Regions from separate parts of the Homo sapiens genome. Here region 1 is linked to region 2. A link is an interaction called in ENCODE POLR2A ChIA-PET data of the cell type or tissue named here. Cell type or tissue: GM12878. All regions are shown on one strand. Links, peaks and the distances in the headings refer to the core of each region. The heading gives the core; the rest is flanking DNA.

Region 1 (4,243 bases), core at 10-4,009, 110 kb after region 2:
AGCGAGCTGGCCCGCTGTTCCATTGTGAGCTACCATGGCAATGTCCTCTATGACAAGTACATCAGGCCTGAGATGCCCATCGCTGACTACCGTACCCGCTGGAGTGGCATCACTCGGCAGCACATGCGCAAGGCTGTCCCCTTCCAGGTGGCCCAGAAAGAGGTAAGGGCAGGGATGGGGACTTGTTTGGGAGGTGTGGTGGGCTGGAAAGAGCCACCCTGGGTTTGAATCACCACTTTGCTTCACTGGGGGCAAGAAACCTTGGGAAAGTCACCTAACTGCTCCAAACAGTAGGTTCCTTCTCCATAGAACAGGGGAAATAAAAATAAAATCCTGACCTTGCCTCCAGATAAGGATTGCTGGCCTGTTGCACAGGACAATGTAGAAAGGCTACACCAACTGTAAGGTGATAAATAGCTTACATTTTAGAGTTTGCTTTCTGTTATAAAAGTTGTACGCATTGATATAAAATTTGTAAAGCCCACAGTGGCATCACGTTCAGGTATGGATGTTTTGGCATATTTCCTTATGTTAGTTTCTTAGTGCTTAGAAAAAATTAATTAGTGGTTGGGACCACACTGATGCACCAGGAATTCCCAAACATGCTTGACCTTAGAAACACCTAAGTCCTTTTTAACAATCTAGGATCCTTGTCCCCAGTTCCCTCCATAGAGTTCCTGATCCATTAGGCTTGGGGAGGGCTCTGACCCATGTTCCAAAAAATCATCACACTGTGTAGACTTGCACCATAAAGCCACAGGGCTTAAGGGGAAATGGAGAAAGGGAACAGTATTAAAAAGGCCATCAGTGACACCCCAAAAATAAGATAGAAACCTAATAAAAAGGTAGTCCAGTTTTACGCATCTTGTTTCTTTTTTTTTTTTTTTTTATTCCACACATCTTAAATGGTTAAGAAATGCACAATACACCAATAAGTATGGCACTTTACCTTGAAAAAGACCTGAACTTGCTTGTGGAAAGAGGAGTCAGAAAGGTTGCAGCTTGAGTTTCTGTGAAGTGGTTGAAGGAGAGTTCTTTGAAGTCAGACAGGAAGTGTGACACCAGCTGTGGATGGGTGTGGCTCATCACACAGGTGAACTAGGGTTGCTGGGAGATGTTTGGGCTGTGTGCATATTGTGTATGCCCTCTTGGCTTAGTTCAGTTGGATGCAGTTTTCTGCGTTCATTCAGTGTTTCTCAAGGATGAAATTATGCACAAGCAAAGGTGAAATTTGCATTGTTCTCAAAATGTGTCATACATCAATTGCATTGAGACAAATCTGCATTTTCTAAACAAGCCTTGTAACAGAACCACTTTTTAACACTTCTGGGTTATTCTTGGGATTAGGCAAGGTTGGGAAATACTGGTGTACACTATCTCGTGTCCTACTTTTTCACATAACATTGTGGCCCGAGCATTCCTTTGAAATGATCGGAGGTTATTTTATGTATCAAGCAGGCCAATCAGTAAGAGTAGCAACAAGAGGGGAGGTGTGTGGTGAACCCTCCAGCTCCTTGGTCCCTTCCATTGACCTGGTTGGTGGTGGTCCCAAGAGCAGGACCACTTTTTGTCTGCCCAGACTCCGAGCCACTGTGGGTTGTGCTTCATCTCTTTCCACTTCATGGCTGACTTGGGGGGAGGGGCAGTGTGGTGAGTGACCAGCATGGTGGCATGTCCCTACTATAAAGTCTCAATGCATCTTATCCATCTGCCATGAAAGCTGGGTTTGGGGATAAACATATGTTGCCAGCAGAGGTAGGCTGTGGAGGCCCGCAGCTGGTGATAAGGAGAGCCCAAGCCCAGCTAAGAGGGCTAGAGGGGGTTGCTGGCCCATGGCCCTGGGCGTGGCCTCCCTGGTGTATGAGGAGGGCCACCCAGCAGGGAAGGGAGGTACACATTGTGCAGGCAGCCAGAGCTGAGCAAGAGAGCAGGTTAAGAGGATGAGGAGGAGTTGGTACACAGCAGGGCAAGGGGGCAGAGTCCTGAAGACAGGGATTATGGCCCTTAATGCTCATAAGAGCTGCTGCTATGGTGTGTCTACCAGTGACAGGCACGGTTCTGTTGACTTCACCCAGCTGGTCTTTATTGATCACCTCCTGTGATAAGTAAATAATCAATAAATGTAATGCTTTCTACTACAGGAAAAAGATAGGCATTAAAAAAAAAGAATAAATGTGACGCTTTCCTTGGAGCATCACTAAGAAGTCCAACATGGTCCCTGCACTCACAGACCTTACAGTGCGGTGGGGGAGAGTTGGGTGGAGTGGGAGGCCTGGTGACGTCTTCCAGGCTGAGAGGAGAGCCAACACCAGCAATAGAGTTGCTTGTATCTGGTAACAGGAAGACTTCCATCCATGACCTCGTTTAGTCCTTAGAGCCACCCCACGGAATGCTGCTGGCAGTGTTTCCCTTTGACAGGTGCAGAAGACATAGGTATGCCCCTGGGTATAGACAGTAGAAGGGTCTGGGTTCAGACTTGGGGCAGCATGGTTGACTGTGGAGCTCGTGATCTCCCCACTCGGTGCTGCCTCCCCCCACAGGGATCCATGCATCTATTGGCCAGGGGTTCTCAGGGCGTGTCTCCTGCCAACCTGATGGGGTGTGGGGTGACCTCCCTGACTCCTCTTTCTGCTCACAGATCCTTAAGCTCCTGAAGGGCAAGGTGGTGGTGGGGCACGCGCTGCACAACGACTTCCAGGCGCTCAAGTATGTCCACCCTCGGAGCCAGACCCGGGATACGACCTATGTCCCAAACTTCCTCAGCGAGCCCGGCCTCCACACCCGGGCCCGGGTCTCTCTAAAGGACCTGGCCCTGCAGCTGCTGCACAAGAAGATCCAGGTGCGTGGTGGGAGAGTGGCTGGAAGGGAGGGAGGCCCGCCTGGCCTCCATGCCACCTGAGCCACAGACAAGGCTTTGGGCTGTGTCTCCAGCCTCCTTGTCATTCTCTTCCCTAGTCCAGGTCCAGGGACCTTGCTTAAATGGGTCTCCCTCCTGTACACGCAGCTCCAGGTGTTTCTCTCCATGATCCTTCTTCCCCAGTGTGTACTGCGATTCTCCCAGAACACATTCTCCTAGGCCGATCTCTTCCAGATCTGTCCCCTCCCTAACTCTTGGTTCTTGCATCCCTGAAGCATGGTCTCCCATCCCCTACTAGCAGACATAGAGCCTTAGATCAGGAGGAGCCAGTACCTCTTGCTCCTGTTGGGCTTCACATTTATTATTCATCTGATCTGCAAGCCTTTGAAGCAAGAGATTTTTAGCATGCCTTATATTTGAGGAAAACAGGCTTGGAGAAGCTGCATGGCTTATGGTGTACAGTTGAGGTTCCATCCCTTTTCTGTGAACCTCCATTCTGAGCATACGTATTCTTGGGCCTGCACAAAGAGCCCTGGGAAACTGGCCTTGCTTCTTGGGGTAACAGGCCTCTCACTAGGCCTGCAGGCAGTGATGTGTTGGCTCTCGTCAGTAGGTGGGCCAGCACGGGCACTCATCAGTAGAAGATGCCACGACAGCCATGGAGCTCTACCGGCTGGTGGAGGTGCAGTGGGAACAGCAGGAGGCCCGCAGCCTCTGGACCTGCCCCGAGGACAGAGAACCTGACAGCAGCACAGACATGGAACAGTACATGGAGGACCAGTACTGGCCCGATGACCTGGCCCACGGCAGCAGAGGAGGAGCCAGGGAGGCACAGGACAGAAGGAATTGAGAAGGGGGCGGGGCTCCCTGGCTGGGCTTCCGGTGTGGCCGGTAGGAAGTGGGGGCCAGGAGAGCAGCGGGCACTCCTTCCTGGGCAGGGTGGGGCAGGATGCAGTGAGCCAGCCCCAGGGCCAGAGGAGTAGGGGTCATCTGTTACCTTGACACCCTCTGCACACAGCATAGCCCTCTCTCTCTCCAGGGCTGTTGGTTCTTTCTTCTGACTCCTGTGGTTTTGCTAATGGCACTTTACAGACTCCATGGAGATGTCAGGTGGACCATCTTCTAGGGCCCAGCAGGAGTAGGGAATGTGCCAACAGACTGCCCAGGTTGCCGTGGCCTTCCCCACCCCCCAGATCTCCTGAGTCATCATGCTGTGCTAATGAAAGGGATCATATCATCCTCTCTGGGGATGGTGGGTGGGGGTGTCAATATCCTGGAGCTCCCTTACCCCAACTCAATGACTTGGGGGTAAAGTTCTCTTCCTTTTGTTGCCTACCTCTTCCTCCACTCATTTGGGTTCAGAATAAACATGTCCTGAAGTTAAAG
Region 2 (4,503 bases), core at 261-4,260:
GTGAGGACTATGTATAATAACATGAAATAACGTTTATAAAATAAAAACAGACTACAAAAAATGATGCTAACCGTGATTACAACTGTGTAAATGTAAATATGCATATTGACAAAGACTAGACTGGATTATACAATACAGATATTGCAGGAATGGCATTCTCTCTTCAAATGCTGTTAATATCCTTATATTTCTCATTTTAAATTAAAAATATAAAGAAGAATTATAAGAGAAACCCCTTTATTCAGGAGCAATACCATTTCCAAATTTTAGATTCATCTTCTCCAATTAGAAAGGTAGGAAAGTCAGAAAGGAGAGAGAAATGTATCTCATGGTACTTGACTCATATCAGATAAGGCCCATCTTTTTTATGTATAAAAAACACATAGCCTTACTCCCACAATCCCCAAACACAAAGGGATTATAATTTAAAATGGGTTGTTTGACCTTCTAAATCTCATTCCCGCTTTACAGGACATATGGGTAAATAAGAAATACAGTAAATACTATCCCAGGGATGTAACAAGCAAAGTCTAGAATTTGGAGAATGCTAGAGGAAAAACAACCTGGTTTCCTCAATAATTTCATTGCAAAGAAAATAAAAGGGGAAAGAAGAACCTACAGAATAAAAATGACTGGCCAGGCACGGTGGCTCAAGCCTGTAATCCCAGCACTTTGGGAGGCTGAGGTGGGTGGATCACCTGAGGTCAAGATTTCGAGGCCAGCCTGGCCAACATGGTGAAACCCCGTCTCTACAAAAATACAAAAATTAGCCAGGTGTGGTGGTGGGCGCCTGTAATCCCAGCTACTTGGGAAGCTGAGGCAGGAGAATTGCTTGATCCTGGGAGGCAGAGGTTGCAGTGAGTCGAGATCGTGCCATTGCACTCGAGCCTGGGCAACAGACAGAGACTCCGTCTTATAAAAAAAAAAAAAAAAAAAAAAAAAAAAGACCGAAGGGACCAAATGCAATGCATGAACCTTGTTTGAATCTGATGCAAACAAATTAACTATAAAAAGAATATTTATAAGACAACAGGGATACATAAAAACTGACTAGATATTTGAAGATATTAAAGATTTTTTGTTAATTTTTTAAAGATGGGGTAATGGTGTTACTTGTTTTGCTAGGATAGCTTGGATTTCCTTTAAAATAACCCAGGACAGTGGTGGGAAGGGGAGGGAGTAGGGGTCGTGATGGAAATAGCTGAAACAGGAGTGGCCACGAGCTGGTAACTGTTGAAGTGGGTGATGGGTACATGAAGGTTTATTATGCTCTTCTACTTTTTGTATACGTTTAAAACTTTCCATAATAAAAAAAATATTAACTAGTTTTTGGAACTTGACTCTAATTTCCCAAAGGAAATATTATAAATGGTGATTAATTATACAGACTATGTCACACAGGCACATTTAATACACAATGAGACTGGATGATGAAATATATCTATCATAAAGATCTAACTACCACTGTTTCTGTGTGAAAAAGACCTTCCAAGCTCCAGCCTATAGCCTCAGGAACACACCCCCCTTGAGATAACTCCACTAGTGACAATAATTCCAGCTCCTCCCCCTAATATTATTACAGCACACAGAACAGGCTCCATATATGTAGTGACAGTTGGGTCTGTGAACTAGACTTCTGTGAGGAAAGAATTTCTTGTAAGACGTCAGTTTCAAACTTCTAACAATAACACAGTAGTCTACATTCCAAAATTCCTCCAAGTGAGGAAGCATGAGTTTCTTCTAAATCTGTCAGCAGGTCCCCAAATTGTCTCTGCTATTTTTTCTATGAGGTAACATGGCGGGATAAAATAATTTGTGTTAGATACATAATTATAAAGTCTCAATGTCAAAAACTATTATGGAATGGTATTAGATTATTAAATGGGAAAGTACAGCTTCCTCCCCTGGATACCTTTAAAAGAGGACAACACTTATCTGAATTAGATGTTCTGATGAGAAGCAAAGAGTAGGAATAATTTAGGAGACTAGCACCTAAATGATCACAGCTCTCACTGCATTATAGAAATAGCCTGCCTTTTCAACCTTACCCATGAGTACGAGTCACAGTCACAATCAAATGATGTCCAGAAAAAGAGAAAAAGAAAGCAGGCCATCTTCAGCCCTTGAGCAGTTTGTAGCTATAGCAGTGACACTGTACCTGATTGGGTGATCTCCACAAGTCTTGGGCCGCTCCATGACAGATACCCACTTGTCATCATAACTGAAGAGAGACAAATCCAGATAGGGGCTACCGCTGTAAGACTGAGCACTGATGGGGAGCTGACCCAGCAGCCGGCGTACTGCCTCTGTGTGCCCTCCATACTTGGCATTTATAATAGTGTCTTTGAACCTAAATGAAAGGACCGGTGAGGAAGGCTTTGTTAGTGAGTACACAAAGCTGTCTTGAATTTTAAATTGACAAATATATGTCTAAGAACAACTCATTCTTTAAATACAAATTAAAACCTAGGTAATGAATTAAGATAGAACTGTCTCTCACACATTACAAGTCTGGCCAGCTACAAATACTTTTAAAAAGCAAAACATATAACTAAAAATGGAAAACAACAAATTACTTTAGAAATGTGTTTGGGTTTTGGGTTTTTTTTTTTTTTTTTTTGAGACAGGGTCTCGCTTTGTTGCCCAGGCTGGAGTACAGTGGTGTGATCTCAGCTCACTGCAGCCTTGACCTCCCAGGCTCAAGTGTTCCTCCCACCTCAGCCCCCAGAGTAGGTGGGACTACAGGCACGTGCCACCACACCCAGCTAATTTTTGTATTTTTTATAGAGATGGGATTTTGCCATGTTGCTCAGGCTGGTCTTGAACTCCTGGGTTCAACTGATCTGCCCGCCTTGGCCTCCCAAAATGCTAGGATTACAGATATGAGCCACCACACCCGGCCCTACTTTAGAAAAGTTAACAAAGACTCTACAAACAAGTTTAAAATGAGTATAACTAGTTTATGGCAACTATTTCTACTCTTTTCTAATAACAGCTCAACTGGGGAAAAAGGTCAAGAACTTATTTTCCCCAAATAATTGCCTTAGACTGAATTAGGAAGGAGTTACAGAGAACCCTGAACAGAAGCAGCCTCTGACTCTTCTTGGGATCACCAACTTCTAGCAAGCCTTTCACAAATAAATTACGCATTCTTTGTTTGTTTAAATAAAATTTGGAAACTAGCTACCTATATTCCTGCAGAGACACCAGTATCTAGAAGAATAGTAACATACATAGAGTCATATATCTGACTTATCTTTGAAAATAATAACAGAACAGTTATTTCTCATCACTGTCACAAATGCTAAATTTTATTTTATTTTTATTTTTTGAGACAGGGTCTCACTGTGTTGCCCAGGCTGGAGGGCAGTGGCACAACCCCAGCTTACTGCAACCTCCACCTCTCCTGGGCTCAAGCAATCCTCCTACCTCAGCTTCCCAAGTAGCCAGGACGACAGGTGCGTGCCACCACACCCAGCTAATTTTTTTTTTTTTTTTTGTAGAGACAGGGTCTCGCCATGTTGCCCAGACTGGTCTTCAACTCCTGGCCTCAAGCGATCCACCCACCTCAGCCTTCCAAAGTGCTGGGATTACAGGCATGAGACACAGTGCCTGGCCACAAAACTAAATTTAATACTCTTTGACAAGTACTTCTATTCTTCTGGAAATTTACCCTAAGGAATCACTCCTACATGCAGAAAAATCTCTGTGTACATTCATACAGCATTGTTTATAGAGGAAGAAAAAATTAAAAAGCTAATGGAAAACTACCATTTTCAAAGATTATATGGTAACAGGGGAAATGTTTATCACATTTACAAATAAAAGAAGTAGGATACAATACTGTCTATATAATATGGCTAAAAACACAAAGAAAACAAAAACTCACACTTAAAGCAAAGACTGGCAGAAACACATTAAAATGTTAATAGTTGTATAATGACATTTTGAATTTTTTCCTTATTTTTCACTATCCTACAGCTTCTTAGAAAGAATGTCAACTGTCTATCAGTATATATTTTTTAAACCTCTATATTCAAGCATATCATATGGTTCAACAATCAAGGGGATATCAATTTTTTTTAGTCTGGGAGAAAAGTATAATATCTCATCCCTGAAACAAATGGAATAAAAAACTTCAGTGTTCCTAACTTTCATGAGACCACAAAGATTAATTAGTTGGGGGTAATTTTTATTTTCACTATTAACCTATGGTATTAGATGGACATGAACACTTTTCTGCTCCCCCTAAAGAAAGCCTAGCAAGCAACACTGCTTTTCCATTACTCCTACTGACAGTAATTTTCACAGCCTCAGTATAAATCATAAAAATAAATCTTGGGCCAAATAGAGCTTATTTTTTCCCTTTCATTTGAGCTGAAATAAAAGATCCTGGGCACTTCGGTTTTCAGCAAGACCTGGCACCATCTCATCTACACCTTAGCCCTGCCTGACTCACCGACTCCCTGGCTTTCAAAGGTAAAATGATGGGGGCTGGCTCAC

The links. Peaks named below come from ENCODE experiments on the same cell type or tissue, not always from the same donor. Only the 100,000 strongest peaks of a DNase experiment are listed, where the experiment ranks them.
Region 1: POLR2A ChIA-PET joins it to region 2 with 5 read pairs; 4 of 35 experiments call an interaction of 5 or more read pairs at or near these places.

Annotation. Positions count from the first base shown.
Region 1 is chr15:88,626,588-88,630,830 of GRCh38, forward strand. AEN (apoptosis enhancing nuclease) reads left to right here. Exons shown (of 4, transcript NM_022767.4): 2 at 1-162; 3 at 2,639-2,839; 4 at 3,471-4,243. The coding sequence ends at 3,707. Among named protein-coding and RNA genes, the nearest start is that of AEN, 7.4 kb to the left of the region's middle. RefSeq lists enhancers at 1-496, 890-949. In GM12878, for the core only: no CTCF peak of the experiment used is centred there; no DNase peak of the experiment used is centred there; H3K4me3 peaks cover 747 bases; H3K27ac peaks cover 897 bases.
Region 2 is chr15:88,514,624-88,519,126 of GRCh38, forward strand. It overlaps DET1 (DET1 partner of COP1 E3 ubiquitin ligase), which reads right to left. Exons shown (of 5, transcript NM_001144074.3): 4 at 2,159-2,350. Among named protein-coding and RNA genes, the nearest start is that of DET1, 30 kb to the right of the region's middle. In GM12878, for the core only: no CTCF peak of the experiment used is centred there; no DNase peak of the experiment used is centred there.